2 separate regions of the Homo sapiens genome follow, and region 2 is linked to region 1. A link is a loop called in an ENCODE intact Hi-C map of the cell type or tissue named here. Cell type or tissue: GM12878. All regions are shown on one strand. Each heading gives the region's core, and the rest is flanking DNA. Links, peaks and the distances in the headings are about the cores only.

What was found. A loop is a pair of places that touch in the nucleus more often than their neighbours do. Peaks named below come from ENCODE experiments on the same cell type or tissue, not always from the same donor. Only the 100,000 strongest peaks of a DNase experiment are listed, where the experiment ranks them.
Region 2: a loop joins it to region 1, with 4 times the contacts of the local background. A loop is called at or near these places in 18 of 110 quality-filtered maps.

The regions. Positions count from the first base shown.
Region 1 is chr7:2,204,089-2,214,105 of GRCh38, forward strand. It overlaps MAD1L1 (mitotic arrest deficient 1 like 1), which reads right to left. Exons shown (of 19, transcript NM_001013836.2): 10 at 9,124-9,185. LOC105375126 (a long non-coding RNA gene) reads left to right here. Exons shown (of 3, transcript XR_001745062.3): 2 at 203-251; 3 at 1,036-1,112. Among named protein-coding and RNA genes, the nearest start is that of MAD1L1, 24 kb to the right of the region's middle. RefSeq lists enhancers at 4,660-5,193, 5,689-5,838. In GM12878, for the core only: a CTCF peak has its summit at 5,578 (motif pointing left); a DNase peak (open chromatin) is centred at 5,736; H3K27ac peaks cover 988 bases.
Region 2 is chr7:1,807,023-1,817,039 of GRCh38, forward strand. It overlaps MAD1L1 (mitotic arrest deficient 1 like 1), which reads right to left. Exons shown (of 19, transcript NM_001013836.2): 19 at 8,773-9,206. The coding sequence ends at 9,048. Among named protein-coding and RNA genes, the nearest start is that of MIR4655, 32 kb to the right of the region's middle. RefSeq lists enhancers at 953-1,454, 1,455-1,954, 6,009-6,584. In GM12878, for the core only: a CTCF peak has its summit at 5,527 (motif pointing right); no DNase peak of the experiment used is centred there.

The sequences.
Region 1 (10,017 bases), core at 1,293-9,292:
ACTGACCCCACATGCTGCCACTCCTCACAGCACTCCTGTGACGTAACAAAGACCCAGGAGGTGCACGCAGCCGTGGCCGTAGGCCTTCCATAAACTCAGGGGATGGGTCCCTCCCCAAATGAAGGCTGGCTTAAACAGCACCCCCAGGCCACTCTCCAATTCAGTCCAAGTCGCCACTAAGGAATTTTCCTTCCCCTCACAGCTAATCCGAAGAGCTGACCGTCTGCTGTTGACAGGCCAGCTTGAGTGAGGTATGATCTGCGCACGTGAACAGTTTGACAAGAGCAGTGTCATGAGCTTTGCTGCGTGTACACCTGTGCGGCGATCACATCCATTACGCCAAAGGGTATTTCTAGCACCCCATAAGACCCCAATCATATCCCAGCACGAGACTCCAGGGATCACTGACCTGCTTTCTATCACTGTTGCTCAGTTTTACCTTTTTAAAAAGTTCAAATCAATGGGATGGTATAGTAAGTATAAACTCAGTAAGTCTGGCTTCCTTCACTCAGCAAGAGAGACCCTTTCATGTTTCCAAGCACCGCCGCTGCCGCGCATTACACTGCGTGGAGACGCCACGGTCCACGTATCCCTTCACCTGCTGACAGGCACCTGAGTTGTTCCTGCTCTCAGACTGTTAGAATAAGGCTCTACAAACATTCCTGTACAAGTCTTCATGAGACCACATTTTCTCTTGGGTTTCTCTTAGATTAAATACCGAGGAATGGAACTGCAGGGTCACACCGTAAGTGTGTACAAAGCTACCAAACCATTTCCAAAGTGGCCGTACCACTTGCTACTCCCAGGGGCAACAGGCCTGGCTGCTCTGCATCTCTGCCAGCAGTCAGGATGGTCAGTCTGCTTAATTTTAGCCATTTTATTGGGTGCCCAGTGGTATCTCACTGCAGTCTTGAAACCGCCTTTACAGAATTTTAAGTAACGAGAGAAATCTACATTACTGACTCCACCTTGCTTCTAACCTCACAGGATCTTTTCTTTTTTTTTTTTTTTTTTTTTTTGCTTATTCTAATACAGAGGCCAAGATAACTATGAGAGGAATGTAGTTTATAGTTAAACTTCAAGGCAAGGAAAAATGACACCCGTCCTTGTTTGGAGATTAAGACTGGCATTGCTACAGGGGCCTGAACTTTGCTAAAGAACAGGCACGGGTAAACCATGACCTGTCACTGCTTACTTAGCTTGCTCTTCTACAGTGCCTGCTACCCGGAGTCACGTAACCAGACGTTGTCAGATTCGGAACTTCCCTAACGGCTCCTACAGACATCACTGCTGTGAAACCTAAAAAACTGGTCTTTGGGATATTTTTCAGATTTAGCATTTCAGCAGATCAAGAGATGCCACCTGGACTTGTGACCCCATCTCCCAGGAACTGACTCAGCTGCACGGAGACAGTCCTGACACCCCTATCATTGCATCCCCAACACAACCAACCAGCATTCACCACTCCCTAGGCCGCTGCCCGCCAAAACACCCTCAAGCCCTCGCCTCCTAATTCTCAGGGAGACAGATGTGAGAGTTATCTCGCGTCCACCTCCCTCGGCTGGCTCTGCAATCATTAAACTCCCTCTCTGCTGCCACACCTGCCGTTCTCAGTGCATTGGCTTTCTGGGCAGCAAGAAGAACCCTGTTGGGCGATTACAGTCTTAATTTGCATTCCCCTAATAACTAACAATGTTGACCATCTTTTCATGTCCTTATTTACCACCTATATATCTTCTCTTGTAAAGTATCTGTTAAAAGCAGGCCGGGTACAGTGGCTCACACCTGTAATCCCAGTGCTTTGGGAGGCCAAGGCAGGCAGATCACCTGAGGTCAGGAGTTTGAGACTAGCCTGGCCAACATGGTGAAACCTGTCTCTATTAAAATACAAAAATTAGCCGGGTGTGGTGGTGCACGCCTGGAACCCCAGCTACTCAGGAGGCTGAGGCTGGAGGATTGCTTGAACCTGGGAGGCGGAGGTTGCAGTGAGCCAAGATCATGCCACTATACTCCAGCCTGGGCGACAGAGCAAGATTCCATCTCCAAAAAAATAAATAAATAATAAAGTATCTGTTAAAAGTCTTTTGACCATTTTTTAAACTATGGTAATCTTACTAATTTGTAAGAGTTCCTTCTCTATCCTGGAGCACATCTTTGGTCAGATACATGTTAATATCTCGCAAATATTTTCCTAGTCTATGGTCTGCCTTTTCACTGTATCTTTTGAGAGCAGAAGTTTTCAATTTTGATGAAGTCTAATTTATCAATTTTTTCATTTATGGTTCATGTTCGTTGTATTGTAAGACCTCTTTGCCAAACCCTAGCTTCCAGATTTTGTGACTTTTACACATAGGTCTATGCGTCATTTGAGTTAAATCTTGTGTCCAGCATGAGACAGGTGTTAAGGCTCATCCTCACCACGAAGAGCCTACTGGTTTACCACCCTCGGTGAAAAGATTCTTTCTCCCACTGAATTATCTGGACACTTTGACAACAATCAACACTGTATTCTTCAATCATTTCTGAACATTCTACTCTGTTCTCCTGATTTACATGTCTATACTTAATACCACAGTGTCTCAATTTATGCAATTTACAACGTGTCTTGAAATTGGCCAGTGTAAGCTGTATAACTTGTTCTTTTTTGAAACTGTTATGGCTATAACAATTTATAGGTACTTTACATTCCCATAGAAATTTTAGAAATTGTCAGCCGGGCACAGTGGCTCATGCCTGTAATCCCAGCACTTTGGGAGGCCAAGGCGGGTGGATCACTTGAGGTCAGGAGTTCAAGACCAGCCTGACCAACATGGCGAAACCCTGTCTCTACAAAAATACAAAAATTAGCCAAGCATGGTGGTCCATGCCTGTAGTCCCAGCTACTGGGGAGGCTGAGGCAGAATTGCTTGAACCCAGGAGGCAAAGGTTGCAGTAAGCCAAGATCGCACCATTGCACTCCAGCCTGGGCGACAGAGTAAGATTCCGTCTCAAAAAAAAAAAAAAAAAAGAAATTTTAGAGATCAGTTCATCAATTTCTGCTGGGGCTTTGATTGGGACTATGTTAAATATTTGGGTCAATTTGAGCAAACTGCCATCTTAACAATAATGAATCTTCCAATACACGACCACAGTACCTTTACGATACTCTGAAATATATATTTGGTCTTTCTGTTCCCTGACATACATGCAGCTCCTTATCTGGAGTGAGAAGAGTGTCTCTTGTGAACTAATGAGCTGAGTGCTGGTTGGCAGCCCCCAGGCAGCTTCAGATAGGGTGGTTATCCGAAACACCAAGGTGAGATTAGAGGGTTGGGACTTTGAGTCCCACCCCTCAACCTCCTAGGAGGGGAGAGGGGCCGAAGGGTGAGTTGATTTCCAACGGCCAATGGTGTAATCAATCATGCCTCTGTGATGAAGCCTCCATAAAAACCCACAAATAAGGCCAGGGTTCAGAGCTGCACACACAGAGGCTCCTGGAGGGTGGTGTGCCCAGAGAGGGCATGGAAGCTCCGCGCCTCTCCTCACACCTCACTCTGCCAACCTGTTCACCTGTATTATTCGTAACATCCTTTATAAGACATGACTAAACATAACAAAGCATCTTCCCGAGTTCTGTGAGCCACACTAGCCAATTAATGAAACCCAAGGAGTGGGTAGCAGGGGCCTCGTTTAACAGCCTGTCAGTCAGAAGTACAGCTGATGTCAGTGAAAGAGGAAGAGAAGAAAACCGTAAAATGAAGCAGAGATGCCGGCCTACTACTTGCACCTGGAATCTGAAGGGGGCACAGATGTGTGGGACTGGGCCCTGACCCATTGGAAGCTGATGGAACTCCAGGTGGAGAGTGTGCAGATGAGGCTGCAGGACATCCAGCTGGTGACCCCTGGAGAACTGCTTGGTGTGGGGGAAACCTTCCAGTATCTGGTGTCAGAGGCTGTGTGAGAGCAGAGGGGAAAAGAGTTCATTTTTCCTCTTACAATGTCTCCATTTTTCTACATCAGGTGATCTTTAATGTCTCAGTTGCGTCTTAAGCTTCTCAGTGTACAAATCTTACACAGATTTTCTTATATGCATTCCTAATATTTCATGGACTTTGATGCCATCATACATGGTATGTACCTCGAGTGGCTCACTGCTAGTATACAGAAACATAACCCATTTTGGTACATTGTCCTTGTATCCCGTGACCCTGTAAACCTCACGGTTTAGTCCTACTGGCTTGTCATTTATTCCCTGGGAATTTCTATAGATAATTATGTTGTCTCCAGGTACAGTTTTACTTCCTCCTTTCCAGTCTGTCCATCTTTTCTTTTTGCTTCCCTAATTATACTGGTGAAGATCTCCAGTACAGTGCAACCAGGGGTGCAGGGAACAGACACCCTGCCTGGTCTCCATGTCAGGGATGCAGTCCGTCCACCTTGTATTATATCAGCTGGTTTTCTGCAGGTATCATTTAGCTGGTTGAGGAAGTTCTCTTCTCTTCCTAGCTTGCTGAGAACTTTAAATCACAAACGAGTCTTGGATTGTTACAAATGGTTGTGCTGTTCGCCTACAGAGATGGCCTGCACCCCCTTTCATTCTACTGAAACAGGTGATTTTCCAAAGAGAAGCAAGCATCCTGCATTCCCAGATGGGCTCCAGCCTCACGCCATCTTTCCCACTGGCCTCTCTGTATTACTCCTCCTCCCCCTCCTGTGCCCGAGGTCTTGCCGAGGATGACACGTACCTCAAAGGGTGTGTGCTGGCCTCCGCTTTCCTCACCCGTAAGTCACTCCCCGAGACAGACCATGCTCCTGGGAGACCAAGCTGATCACATCGCTGCCTCCAGACACACGCCTCGCACTGCTGCTAACTCCCTCAGCCCAACTTCCAGCACCCTAAGGATGAGGGTGTCCACACCACACTCCCGGCACTGGCATCCTGCCCTTCCCCACGTGTGTTCACGCAGGCTCATCCACACGCACTGTGTCCCTCCTTGCCTGTGACTTCAAAGTCGTAGAAACTAACATGCCCCCAGCCTGCGTGAACCCGTGTGCTGCACATGTCACATGTGCCCAGGCCTGTGTGACACATAAGGACCTCGTTCCACAGGGTCTTCCCATGGTTTCACTGACCCACCCCAGCCAGCCTGCCCAGCCTCCTCTCCTAAGACATAAGAAGCCCTACATGGGGAAGAGGGTGACCAGGCCACTCTCTCCTGGGGCTCAGCCAGGGTTTATCCAAGCCCGGGGCGAGGCCGAAGAGCCCTCTGAGGACTGCAGGACGTCAGCACCCTGTCCTTAGGGAAGGGCCCACACAAAGGACGTCTGACCTCAACGCCAGGAGCTCACAGCCCAGAGCCCACAGGCCTGAGGGCCCCAGGACACTGGTCAGAAACAAGGCAGGCATGGGACAGCCAGAAGCGCCCCCCTGAAGGCAGTCAGGAACAGTGGCCACAAGCCCCTCACATCCCCATCGACCAAAACCCCAGTGTCAGCAAGCAAGTCCCATGGTGGGAGAGCAGCGGTCCACTAGGCCAGAGAGACCCAAGGGAAGCTGCTGTGGGAAGGATCACCAAGGCGGGGGCACCACCTAGTGGCAGCAGCTCCTCCACACCCACGGGGCCTCGGGCCTCGGCAAGCCCCAAATCCCAGCAAAGCCTGGGCCCGAAGGCAAGCAGACGCCAGCCCACCCGGCACAGGCCCAGGGCACTCCCAGCCACAGAGCCCTCTGCTTCCAGGACATCTGATGTCACCTCAGGTCCCCACGGCTGAGAGGAGGGGATCCCCAAGCTCGCCCACAGAGGCACGCATGTCTCCACACAAGAACAGCAAATGCACTCAGCCCTCCCATGGGGGCCCCCGTGGCCCCAGCTTCTCACCACATCTGTGTCCCTGTCGCCGACTTCACCACCACATTCAATGCTGCCAGACACGGGAAATTCCTAAGAACTACCCCAAACCTGGTCCCTAAAAACAGAAAAGAAAGCCCAGTGCATCTCAGGTTTACCCAGAAATCCACTTTGGTTTTTGTTTTTGTTTTTTAGAGACAGGGACTCACTCAGTCACTGGAGTGCAGTGGTGCAATCACAGCTCCTCCTGGGCTCAGGTGATCCTCCCACCTTAGCCTCCTGAGTAGCTGGGACTACAGGTGCACACCACTGAGCACCGCTAATTTTTGTTTTGGTACACACGGGGTCTCAACTGCGTTCCCCAGGCTGATCTCAAACATCTAGGCTCGAGCAATCCCCCTGCGGCAGCCTCCCAAACCACTGGGACTACAGGTGTGAGCCACTGTGCGCAGCCAGAAATGCACACGTTTACCAAACCCTCCCGGTGATTCTAGGAGCCGTATTCGGGACCGCCAGCCCGCATTCCCGTGGACTCTCTAGGAGCCGTATTCGGGACCGCCAGCCCGCATTCCCGTGGACTCTCTAGGAGCCGTATTCGGGACCGCCAGCCCGCATTCCCGTGGACTCTCTAGGAGCCGTATTCGGGACCGCCAGCCCGCATTCCCGTGGACTGCGGCATGAGCACCACCCCACTGACGTCCAGCGTGAGTCACCCGAGATCACGGCCTGATGCAGAACCACACTCAGACACCCGCCCTGTGGAGCACAACACAAGGAGCAGCGGGGAGCCCTGAAGGGGCCCAGGCATGGCAGGCAACCCAGCACGTGAGGAAACCTGCCCTCTACCAGGCCCACAGCCAAGGCCAACGCAGGAGACTAGGGGTCGACCCCCACAGCGAGGACGGCTCCATCCACCTTCCTGGCCATCAGCCTCCGGCTGCTCAGAGAGGACGCTCGCACCAGCCCCTCTCCAACTCACAGGGCCCTCCACAAGTACACGATCACGTCGGATCTTCACACGCAGTTGGGGAGAAGAGCTCCGTGTCCCCCTTTCAATAAAGAGAACACTGGCCCAGAGCAGCGCAGTGACTTGACACAGGTCTTACTGTTGGTGGCGGGGGGCAGGGGGAGCCTTGAATCCAGCCTCCGAAGAACTATCTGTGTTCCTCATCAAAGCTGCAGGGCGCCACACATGCATGCCACTTGCTTCCCGCCCACTTTAAGCTGGTGGTGGGCACAGGCAGCCCACCTCCACCAGCCCTACAGACCAACCCCTCCTCTCCCTCATCCAGGGCCTGGCCACCAGGGAGGGCAGAGTGAACACAGAAGACACAGGCAGGCAGAACCCCTGGGGCCAGCATGCCCTCATGCTGGCCACGCCCAGGCAGCACCCCCAGGCCAGCTCGCCCTCACACAAGCCATGCCCAGGCAGGGCGCTCAGATGCGGGAACAGGGCTGAAAGGATCCACAGTACTTTGAAACCAGCCAGAGACAGCAGCCAGCTGTGCCAGGTCTCGTGCCCGACTGACACCCAGTGCTCCAGGGCAAACTGCACACTGGACCCTCCAGCAGGGCCGGGCCCATCAGGCACGTGGGGGCCTCTGATGTCCCTTCACAGGAAAGAAGTCACAGAGGTTTCTCATCTGGCCAGAGTATGCCTGGGAGCAGAAGGGTCGCCTTCCAAGCAATTAATAAGCCCAGAGAACAGACAGAAGCACAAAGCATTTAGGCCCCGCTGAGGCCGGCCCTACAGAAGTCTGTGTTCTACAGGGGGAGTTCAAGAGGAGACAGCAGCCCGGGCCGTGCTCTGACTTAGCAAAGCTCAAAGAAAATGAAGAGGCACTTTCAGGTGACAGAGAACTGAAGCCAGTAATGCTGATGAGAAGGTAATGGATTCCAGAACCAGCAGTCGGACGGTGTGGTCAAAGGATAGCTCTTTCAGAGAGTCTCAGTCTCAGCCTAGTTTCCAAGAACAGCAGGAAAGACAGGCAAGAAGCGGGAAGCCTTGAAATCTCACAAGCAAACACAATAAGAGGCCGCCTCGGCACCAGCACCTCGGGCCCTGAGCCCCGGGCTCTGATGGCTCCTTCAAAAGCATCGCTCCTGCACCTCCTCGAGACCTGGCGCACACAGGGCAACCAGGAAGAGGGGTCCAGACCAGAGCTGCCAGGAGGTGGTCACCTGCAGGGGCACCGCGACTGAAGGGCAGGGGCCAACTGAGCGGCTGCTGGAGAAAGATGAGCACAGGGTCCTGGGAAGGATGGGGCAGGAGGACAGACAGGACCAGACCTGGGAACGGTCCAGCTACCTGTCTATAAGAATACCATCCCCAGCACCCAGGGTGGTCCCCCGGCAGCTCCACCCCACATCCCACCACCCAAGCGCTGGCACTCAGCTTGGCACAGACTGCGTGAAGAGGCTGCTACAAGCACCAGACAATCGTCTTCCACTATGGTGGGTGAGAACCGTTTGGATCTGTGTCCCTGCCCCATGCCTCATGTTGAATTGTAATCCCCAGTGCTGAAAGTGGGGCCCCGTGGGAAGTGTTTGGATCCTCGAGTGGATCCCTCACAGCTTGGGTCTGTCTTCATGATAGTGAGTTCTCATGAGATCTGGTCATTTAGAAGTGTGTGGCACCTCCCTCCCAACACTACTCACGCTCGCTCACTCTCTCGCTCTCTCATTCCTGTTTTTGCATTGCGGCGTGCCTGTTCCCCCTTCACCTTCCGCCATGACTGAAAGCTCCCTGCGGCTTCACCAGAAGCCGAGCAGATGCCAGCACCATGCTTCCTGTACAGCTGCAGAAGCGTGAGCCAATTCCACCTCTTCTCTTCATAATTACCCAGTCTCTGGTATTTCTTTATAGCAATGCAAGAACAGCCTAATACAGTGGGTTTTTCTTAATTCTAAAAACTCAGTTCATCTCCACTGGTTACAGTTCCCTAAAATGAATGATTTCCCCCAAAAGCAATTATTTCCTCGGTATACACCAAAAAGAGTCCTTTCACAAAGCCCCGCAACGCAGGGCAATCAGACGCCTGCCACTGGTTTGCTGTGGATATTCCGCTTCTGAATGAAGATGTTACTAAGGCTTCAGCAGGATGAGTCACTGGGTTCCACTGCCCCATCCGCTGGGAAAGGCCTCATTAAACCTGAGCAGCCCAGGACAAATGCCCCGCACCAGCCACAGAGATGCCTGGCTGGAGACTGCGCTGGTGAGCCGGAAGCAGGCTCTGCTCTTCACCCAGGACCCTTCAAAGAAGGCGGGACCCCGGAGACACCTGCCCTTCCCTACCTGATGCTCAGGCCCATGGTCTGGTCCAGTCTCTCCCAGCTTTGCAGCTTGGCCAGCAGCCTCTGAAAAGACAACAAAAGCACAGACCCTGTCATCACCTGCCACAGGATCATCACATAAGACTGACAATCATGATCACGGTGCTAAGTCCCTGACCTCTCAGGAGAGCCTGCCCTCATCTCTGAGCTGGGCGCTACATGCTCCAAGTCTGCTTGGAAGTGGCCGGGTTATTATTCCCCAACTGCAGAAGCCACACTGGCGCTTCCTGCCTCACTCCTTCCTGGCCCCGTAAATTCAAGTGTGAATCCCAGCAAGCTAAAAGCAACGTGTGGCTGTGGAGGGAGAAGGCAGACAGCCTCAGAAAGGATCCTGGGGTTGACTGTGCCCCAGGGAGCAGCCTCGGGTCCTTGAGCCGTTAGGACTCATCCCTCCCCCATCTTCCAGGGGCTCCTCAGGGAACCAAGCCCTGGAGCAGACAGACTCAGTCCTGGAGCCAAACTTCCTGCCATCACACAGCAGACCAGGACCAGCAGGCCCTAGGAGAGGAGGGCAGCCACCCTGGAGCATGAGGGAGGGTGAGACACTGCCTACAGGCCAGCCCACCCCTCTGTGTCACATGCCTGTCCCATGCTGAGCCGCATCCCAAAGAGGTGAGTCTCACGGCCCTTCTAGGACGGAAGCAATCTGAGGGCAGGGACTCTGTGCCTTTGTTCTGGCCTCGCTTCACCTCCACCCAGTGCCAAGCACCATGCTGTTATCAACGCTCCACTCGGCAAGTCAGTGAGGTATTCTCACAGCCCCTCCTATGCGCAGGCACGCACTTGACTAGTAACTATATGACAGCCAACGCTACAGAACATTCGCTACGCGCCAGGCACTGCTCTGAGCACTTTG
Region 2 (10,017 bases), core at 973-8,972, 400 kb before region 1:
AAATATGTGTGCATAGGCCAGGTGTGCTGTCTCACTCCTGTAATTTCAGCACTTTGGAGGCCGAGACTGGAGGATCACCTGAGGTCAGGAGTTCGAGACCAGCCTGGGCAACGTGGCGAAACCCCGTCTCTACCAAAAATACAAAAAATCAGTCAGACGTGGTGGTGGGTGCCTGCGTTCCCAGCTACTCGGGAGGCTGAAGTGTGAGGATTGCTTGAGCCTGGGAGGTGGAGGTTTCAATGAGCTATGATCATGCCACTGCCCTCCAGCCTGGGCAATAGTGAGACCCTGTCTCAAAAAGAAAAAAATGTGTGGGCCAGGTGCGGTGGTTCACGCCTGTAATCCCAGCACTTTGGGAGGCTGAGGCGGGTGGATCACGAGGTCTGGAGTTTCAGACTAGCCTGACCAACATGGTGAAACCCCGTCTCTACTAAAAACAAAAAAATTAGCTGGGCGTAGTGGCGGGCGCCTGTAATCCCAGCTACTCAGGAGGCTGAGGCAGGAGAATCGCTTGAACCTGGGAGGCGGAGGTTGCAGTGAGTCGAGATTGCGCCACCGCACTTCAGCCTGGGTGACAGAGTGAGACTCCGTCTCAAAAAAAAAAAATATGTGTATATATGTATACATTTCCGTGTGTATATATTTAAATATATAGTACATATTTCTCCGTAGACATATATAAACGTGTGTGTGTGTATATATATATATATTTCTATGTGTATTGTCAAAAAACAGTATTTAAACAACTTGGGTTTAATGATGGGAGTGGCTCCTGTTAGCGATTCCCGAATTTGGCAGCTCCATCTGTGTAGCTGCTTGTCTATATGACACGGTGCACACATGATGACTGTAACTGTCTATATGACACAGTGCACACGTGATGTCTGTAGCTGCTTGTCTATATGACACGGCGCACACATGATGTAACTGCTTGTCTATATGACACGGTGCACACGTGATGTCTGTAGCTGCTTGTCTGTGACACGGTGCACACGTGATGTCTGTAACTGTCTATATGACACAGCGCTCACATGACTGTAACTGTCTATATGACACGGCGCACACGTGATGTCTGTAGCTGCTTGTGTGTGACACGACGCACACGTGATGTATGTAGCTGCCCGTGTCCACATGTTCTGGGCATTTCTGTTGTGTGTCTCCAGGCGTGTGTTGCATGTATAACTCCAGTGTCTGTATAACTCCAGTGTCTGTACCTAGAGCCCACTTGGATGCGAGCTGTGAAAGCTGCCAAGATACCCCCTTCCTGAAGATTCTGGGGTGTTAGGGGAGGGCACCGCACCCGTCCTCACCCCACACATCCATGAAAAAGGTGACCAGGGCCCCCGACTGCACCAGGGCTCTGAGCAGCTGTGGGGTGGCCCTCATGGGGTCATGCAGGGCTGCGTCAGAGGAGGGTGGTCCCACCTGCAGAGCGTCCACCTGGTGTGCAAGTGAGACCTTGATGAGGACATATATGTGAGAGCTGCGGGTCCCAGGGGTGCTTCTGCCTGTGTGTGCGTGTGCATGCAGACAACACACAGGTATGTGTGCACACTCACAACACACACGTGCACACAACACGTGTGTGCACACTCACATGTACACATGAGCACTCACACAACACACGTACACGGAGGAGGGGTGGGAAGACAAGAGCCTCCAGGAGCATTGCTGAGTGGGCGTGTTTAAGTGACTTTTTGAGATGGAGTCTCGCTCTGTTGTTCAGGCTGGAGTGCAATGGCATGATCTTGGCTCACCGCAACCTCTGCCTCCTGGGTTCAAGCGATTCTCCTGCCTCAGGCTCCCGAGTAGCTGGGACTACAGGTGTGCGCCACCACGACTGCCTAATTTTGTATTTTTAGTAGAGATGGGGTTTCTCCATGTTGGTCAGGCTGGTCTTGAACTCCCGACCTTAGGTGATCCGCCGGCCTCAGCCTCCCAAAGTGCTGGGATTACAGGTATGAGCCACCGCACCCGGACTTCAGTGACTTTCTTTTTTTCTTGAGACTTTCCCACATTTTCTAAATATGTTACAGTGACTGAGTATGAATGTTATAAAAAACCAAAATTCTAGTGTATGTTTGTTTTTAAAGTAAAAACTCCTGAAGCCATCTCCTGTCACAGGGCTGCCATGGGGCAGCTGTGAAGGCTCCAGGTCTGGGGCCCACTCAGCCCTGCCATACTGGGCTCGGGGGGAGGCTCCCTGCCAGATGGGTGGCCCCAGGAAGGGGCGGCAGGAGCAGCACCTCTAGCCGTCCGCCTGAGGCTTCGTTTACCACTGGGCCTCAGGGCCTTCCCCTCTCCGGCCAGCTCTGAAGGGGTTAAAATGCTTCACCAATGCAAATAGATTTAATTAATCCTTTCATCAGCTGCAAATATACCTTCTGAACCCTATTAAAAACATGAATATGCAAATATAGACCTTTTTGAATTCTCATTTTCGAGGACTTGGTGTTGGGTTTGATTAGCGAATTCCGTTAACAGCCTGTAAACCTGCTGCAAAATTTAATTTCCATTTTAAATTAAAAAAAAGCATGAAAGCGGTGGGTAATTGGGCTAATTATAGTGTTATGCTGAAGAGGCCACATACTGCGCCCTGGGGTGTCCCCTACCTGGGCTGGGTGCTGGGCCAGGTGGACACCCCTGGCAGGTCATGTGGTCCGTTTTCCAGATGCGAAGACTGAGGCCCAGGGAGGGGAGGACCCTTGCCCACGACCATCCCGCAGGCTGGGCTGAGCCAGCATTCAACTGAGGCCTCCTGATGTCCCGGCCGGGGTGCGCCTGGCTGCCCAGCCCCTGGCTCCGTCTGGGAGGAGGGGGTGCTCAGAGGAAGCTGAGGGGCCATGAGCTCCAGGTCCCCGGTCCTTGGTGGGCAGTGCTCACTGCTCACCTCTGTCCCTCTGCCCAGGAGGGAGCCAGGCCTGGCTCTGCCACCGCCTCCGCCCGTGCCCAGCGACACCAGAGCTGGGACAGCCGCTTCCCCTGTTCTCTGGTTCCAGTTTTCTCATTAGTCGAGTAGGGACACAGCACAACATCACCTGTCACCACGCAGCATGGATTCACCCGCACACACCTGTGCACCGGTGTGAGCCAGGACTGTCAGGCGCCAGCTCCCTCGGTGAACGTGACAAGGCCCCTCCTTCCCCACGGGGGTGACACGCCAGAGCCAGGGGCGCCCGGGGTGGCTGGGCCCAACCGAGAGGGACAAGTGGAAAATCCAGCGGGATCCCCGAGACCAAAGCCGACTGTGGAAGGTCCCATTCACCGTTCGCATTGGTCACACGTCGACACGATGCCATGTTGGATAGATTGGGTTAGAGGTGTATTTGCTAACATTAATTTCACTGGCTTCTGCTTACTATTTAACGTGGCTACTAAAAAATGTCAAGTTACGTATGCGGTTCGCGTGGCGTCTCTATTAGCGCTGTTCTGTGAGGACGCTAATCTGTCTGAAACATGACTGTATCTGCTGGAACAGATGTGCAGTCTATGTCTATCAAAAATAAACTATGCATTGAACAAAACGCCAGGTAGTGGGGAACGCCGGAAGAAAGGATAGAGCTGGCTCAGGAGATGAGGGGAAGGGAGGGCTTACTCATGGGTAAGGATCAATTGGGCAGCTCCTGCCGCTGTAAACAAACCCCAGACTACGACCCGCCGGGGCGGCCTCCGCCGCACCAGTTCTTTCTCGAGGTTCTGGGGGCCCAGGTCCAAGATCAGGACATCAATCGGCAGGGCCTGTTTCCCCGGAGCCTCTCCCCGTGGCTCTCAGAGGGCCACCTCTGCTCGTTGGGATCTGGGACTCGGTGTTTTGTTTTGCTTTGAAAGATAGTGACACAAATGGTTCAGAACTATGGAAGTTCTGAAAAATGCTGTCAGTTTTACTTTAAAATGAGAATCTGGTGTTTCTGTGTGTCACCGTTTTCAATAAAATTTCTTGAGAGTGTTGGCAACAACAGCAAAATCCAGTGAAACAGATCAGTACACGCGTCTATGGAAAATTTCCAAGACATATTGTGAAGTGAGAAAAAGCAAGCTGCGGAACAATACGTAGGGATTTTAAAAGCACACAGACCACCCAGGGAGGCAGAACCGTGTGTTTTCGTGTGTCCATATGGTAGGTGTGCACATCCACCCACAGGCGGGAGAGTCTGGGATGGGGGCCAGAAGGGACTTCTCCTTTTCACTCTACGTTCCTCTCATATTGTTGGAGGGAACTTTGTTTTGTTTTAGTGTTAAAAATGTATTTGAATTGTGCAGTTAAAGAAAACATAAAACAAAACGAGACTGCCAGGCTGGGCCAGCTGATGTCTGGACCGGGCTCCTGGCGCCTCCTTGCCGGCCGTCTCTCACTGTGCGACTTCGGACAGGGAACTCCTCCTCTCTGGGCCGCAAGCAGCGATTTAAGCATTCTGGTGAAGCCGCCTGTCCTCAGGTGCACACACATGCAACCATGTGCACACATGGCTATGCACCAACACACATGCAGTCATGTGTGCACACATGAACACGTGTACACATGGCCCACACCAGTACGCACATGTGAAGTCATGCTTGCACACAGGAGCACATATGCACCTATGTGCACATATGACACACCAATACACGTGGTCACACATGCACACATCACATGTACACACATGCTCATGTACACAAACCATACAGGGATACATGCACGTACACACATCTGTACATACACATGTGCACACAGGGCCACACACCAATACACAAATGCAGTTATGCACACACACGGCACATGTATACACACAAACCAAGCCTGGGGACATGCACTGCACATGCCTATATGTGCACGTGTACACGGGTCATGTGTCCAGGAGTGGCAGTGGTGCATGCCCACACCTCTGCATGTACATGCCTGTAAACACACTCCTGTATGTATAGCCCGAGGTTCTGAGCCCCTGGACCTCTGAGTCTCCCTCCAATGCTGTCTCTGGATGAAGGTCCCAGCCCTCGCCTGCCCATGGTGTCCTGGTGACATTTTAACAGGAGGGCAATGGGCCAAGTTTAACTCAGACGCTGGGGCCTGGAGGGGCAGCTGAATTTGCAGTCAAGAGAGCAGGGTTTGAGTCCCTGCCCAACACAGACTTGCAGGAGGCGTTGGTGGGCCAGTCCCTGGCTTTCTGCACTGAGGTCTCCTCTCCTGACAAGACCAGACTTGCAGGATCAGTATGGGATGAGGATGAGCATTGCCAATTGGCAAGTTCCAAGCCGATGAGAGCCTCTGTGTGTACGAGCTGCGGGAGAGACTTGTTAAAGGTAGATTCTCACAGTTGCTCCAGGCAGGACCTGAGGACCTGCCTTTCTCAGGTGCTTCCAGGGACCCCACTCTGAGAAGTGAGGGGCTGCAGAAAACCCAGGGATTTCTCCAAAACTTGCACGAGTTGTCTGTGGGAAGGAAAGAGACAGACTAACCCTGCAATGGTCTTGTGCTGGCTGCCCGGTGCCAGGTGCAGTGGGAGGGAGGGAGGGAGGTTGATCCCTCAGAGGCCCCGGCAGGTGGCACTGTCCTCTCCAGCCTGCCGGGAGGCTGGAGGGAGCCCTGGGGCCCCCCAAATCCTGTTACATCCTGGCAATTACAGTTGATTGCTGTAGCACTAATCCCTTAAAATTAGTCATTAGCGGCTTAAGAACCATTTAGCGTTGGGTGCCCACTAAGGAGCTGGGGGGAAGCGGGGAATCTGCCAGAACCAGAACTTTCTCTGGCCCGGCAGCCAGGGCTGGGCAGGGACAGGGGACCGGTGGCGCCTCCTGGGGTCCTCACACGCTGTTTCTTTCCCATTCCACCTGGCAGACGCGTGAAGAGGATTTGACAAACTCGTGGGGAAGGTTTATTAAATCAGCCCGCAAGGGACACATGTTATCAGAGACCTCTGCTCTCTCCAGCCCACCCAGACACGTCCCTTGGGGGTGTGAGGGCTGCTCCAGCCCCGCCTCTGCCTCTTCCCGGGGAAAGGAAAATCCCATGATCAGAGCAGAGCCGCCTGCCGGCCGGAGCTGGTGCATCTCAGCGCTGGCTGGGGGGCCCAGCCTCTTGTAGACCCTCCCGGGGAGCCGGCAGGGGAGGTGCCGGCCCCGGGCTCCCCGAAAGGAAGGTGCTTTGGAGATCCCTGGCTGTGGAGGGGGAAGGGGAGACCAAGGCAGGAGGGTACCCCTGGTCCGGATGCGGATGTGGACGGGGAAGGGGAGACCAAGTCAGGAAGGCGCCCCGGGTCCAGATGCAGACTTGAGATTGCACCTGGGGACAGGGGGCTTGTTTGTGGCCCTTTAGCTGCCAAGCCCGTCTTGATGCCACAGAAGCCGGGGTGGAAGGCAGGTGTGGGCCGTGGCCCAGGCTGCAGCAACCAGAAGGTTCAGCAGCCTCAGATCTTGGGAAGGTGACACAAGGGCTTGGGGACAGTGGGTGGAGTCCTGTGGCCATGAGGGTCTGTGGCTGTGGGAACCCCTGCTGCGGTTTTTCTGGTGTGGTTGGAGGCCGTGACCATTGCTCCTCAGCCACCAGGTTATGCATCGGTGATGGCAGAGCCAGTGGTCCCAGGGTCCCGGAGCTGAGGGGTGTGTGTCCACCGGGGGAGTCAGTGGGGTGTGTGTCCACCGGGGGAGCCGTGGGGTGTGTGTCCACCGGGGGAGTCAGTGGGGTGTGTGTCCACCGCGGGAGTCAGTGGGGTGTGTGTCCACGGGGGGAGCCGTGCCAGTGCCTCCTGAGGCTGAGCCCACCTCCCCACTCTCCATTTTCTCAGCCTCTGCCCCAAATCCTCCTGGTAAGTTCCATTCCCACCTGGGCTGGCTGGAGTTTAGCTCTGGCCTTGCAATCAAGACCACCACCTTTGGGGGGGCTCCTGCCTGGACCTGGACCCGGCTGTCGCCCACCAGGGACCACTCCCCCTGCTGCCCCTGGGGCAGAGGCTGCGGGCTTCTGTTCTGCCTGAGGGCTCAGCCCTCTGTCCTCCCCCAGGATGGCCCCTGACCTCCAGCCTCTGGGCCCACCCTATCCCCGCTTCCTACCTGGTGGGGTCCCATCCGCCTTCAGGGTCCAGTCGGACCCCATCTCCTAAATTGCCTTGACAAGAACCGGCCCCTGTCCCTCTGTGTTCACAGCCAGGGTGGTGCTGGCTCCCTGGTCCTGAAGGGCCAGCTGAGTGGGGCTCGGTCCCAGAAGCCCCAGGTCCATGAGTGTGTGTGGGGGCCGTCACCGGGGCTGCTGGCGGTGAAAGGGTGGGTGGAGGCAGGCACCTCGGCTCTCAGGCTGTGGCACGGCAGGAATGGTGATGGGGAAAGCAGGGTGGTGGGGGCTGGGGTGCCAGGACCCTGGGATTGACCTGGGGGGTATTGGCAGAGGACAGCCCAAAGGCTAGACCAGGGCCCCGTTCTGATTATCTGTGGCTGTGGGAGCAGCATCCTGTGTGGGCCCCGCTGTGCTCAGCTGAGACATGGGGCTGTGGCCACCCCAGGGCTGCGATGGGGCCGAACAGTCTGGGACTCCGGGTTTCAGTGTGAGAGCCAGTGGTTGCCCAGCTCTGGCGGGGCTGTGTGTCTGTCTGAGGCACATGTGTGTCCAGGGGCCGAGCCAGGGCAGAACAACCTTCACGTGACATGGAGACATCTCACTTCTCTTGTCTGCACAGCCTGCGTCCCGCACAAAGCCTCGTGAAGCTGAACCCCATGGGCCTCCGAGGACCCCTCCGTCAAACCCCTTGCGCCCAGGAACAGAAGCCAACACTGAAAGGTGACATTGGGGGGTAGGGAGAGGACACGCAGGAGGAATCAGGGGCTTCCTGTCTCGAGGCTGGGGGACACAACACATCCGTCTCTCCCAGTGGGCCTCTTAGTGGACGGCCCCCCAACTTTCCCCTGAGACCTGGAGGAAAAGGGCTTTCATGAAGGGTTTGTGGAACCTGACGGAGTGTTCTAATGGTGGGCGGGGGGGGGGGGGGGTTGCTGGGAGTGGGAAGTGGGACGTGAGGCGGGGGTGGCAGAGCCGGAGCTGCCCCACCTTTGAGGAGTCTGGGTGGAGGCGGCAGTCCCGGGCGTGGCCCTGGCCCAGGCCCACAGTTCGCAGGCAGGTGGCAGGGTCCACGCCTCCCTGCTCCTTCCTCCCCCTGCCCCCGCCCCCACCATGGGTCTCCCTCCGTCTCAGCATTGGAGGCTCTGGAGCAAGGCCGTTCCCCTGGCTGCACCAGCTCCCCTCTGCTGGGCTCAGATAGCGGCAGCTGCACCTCTGAATCATCGGCTCATATTCCCCATGGCTGGAGAAGGCCGGGGCCGCCGAGTTGGGAGGAGGGGACTCGCTCTCCAGCCTCCAGGGCCAGATGCTCCATCTGCCCCATGGGGCGGAGCCACCCCACACCCCTGGGTTTGGTGCTGCCAGCCGGGTCCAGGCCCTCTCTTGGCCCTGGAGAGATGGGCACAGAGGGCAGTCTCCCCTCGATGCACCCTTATCTGTGAGGACAGTCCCCCCAGCCCCTGTGCCTCCATCCGGGTTCCATCAGCAAAGGGAAGTCCTGGAGCTGGGGCCCGGCCTTGAGGCAGAGCTGGAAGCTGCTACGCGGAGGGGCCTCAGCCCATGGTGGTGGGGAGGGCACCCCAGCCACCCTTGGTCCCAGCTGCCACCTGTGCACTCCCTGAGCAGAGATGCCTGACTCACCCTAACGTTGTCCGGGCTGCAGATGGCGGCGGCTGCTGAGGGAGCTCCTTCCCCTCCTCCCGCCCACCCTGCTAGGGCTAGGCCACAGATACACAGGGCGAGTGGGAGTGTCTAGGGGAGAAGATTTTATTTCACAAGGTGAGGAACCCAGGCTGGTGGCCGACGCCCACACACCAGGCTCCGGGACGCATGGGGTCTGCACGTGGAGAGGGTGCTGGCCGCCCCAGCAGGAAGCCCGACGTAGGTCCCAGCGTGTCTGTCAGTCATGCTGCTGCCCTGTGGGGCTGGAGAGGCAGGACGTGCACCCAGCCTGTGGCTGGCGGGGCAGGGGACCTGCAGGTCAGGCCAAGCAGAGTGGCTCCGGCTATGCCCCCGAGCCTGCAGGCTACGCCACGGTCTGGCGGCTGAAGAGCTCGAGGGTGAGCGAGCTGAGGAAGGCAGGGATGCTGTCCTGGCGCCGCAGGTGCACCTCGATGAGCTCGCCCACGGTGTGTGAGAACTCTGTCTCCAGTAGCTGCATCTTGGAACCCGAGGGGCTGGTGGCCTGCGGGGCAGTCAAGAAAGAGACAAGACAGCGGTCAGCCCGACAGGCCTCTCCCTCTCCCCTCCCTCCCTACACAGCCCCTCCAGCCATGGGGGCTTCCCTCAGTCTGAGGACCTGGACAGGGGTAGATGCGTCCTCAACCCTGCCAGGCCTTATTCCAGGTCACCTAAAGGGACTGAATTAACCCAGGGCAAGGTCTCTGTTGTCTACACTGTCATCTACCCAGGCAGTTGGGGGTCCCAGGCACTGTGGGGTGTGCCCACCCAAGGGGCTGCCACCTTGCTCCTTCCTCCACCTGGGGGGCTCCAGCACCTGTGCCAGGCCCTAGTGCCACTCTTCACTGAGGCTGGAGGACCCCACGCCCTGGGCAAGTCCTGCAACGCCTTCCACACTGCCTGGGCCCCATGACCTAGTTTCCCCACTTGTGCAGGGGGGCGCTGGGGGCCCAGGGGGAGTCTGGCTCTGTGGATTCTGCAGCCCAGAGGGCGGCCTCCTGTAACTGGAGAACGGGCAAGGAGGAGCTTCCAGACAGCGCTGCAGGCCCCAGGGGACACAGGGCAGGAGTCACACAGCAGGTCTGAGCAAGCTGCTGTGCCACGGTCCTGGGCTGTGTGGGGAGTGGACAGAGGCCCTTCTGAGCTGCCCCCGAGAGCCAGCCCCACCCCGGTCAGCACCCACACAGCCCCAGGTCAGGCAGGACACAAACCCGGCCCACCACAAAGCTCCCTCTGAAACCACGTCCCTGAAAAGTCCTGTACCCAGAATATGCCCAGAACTCCCACAACTCCACCATGAAGAGGAAAGAGCCAAT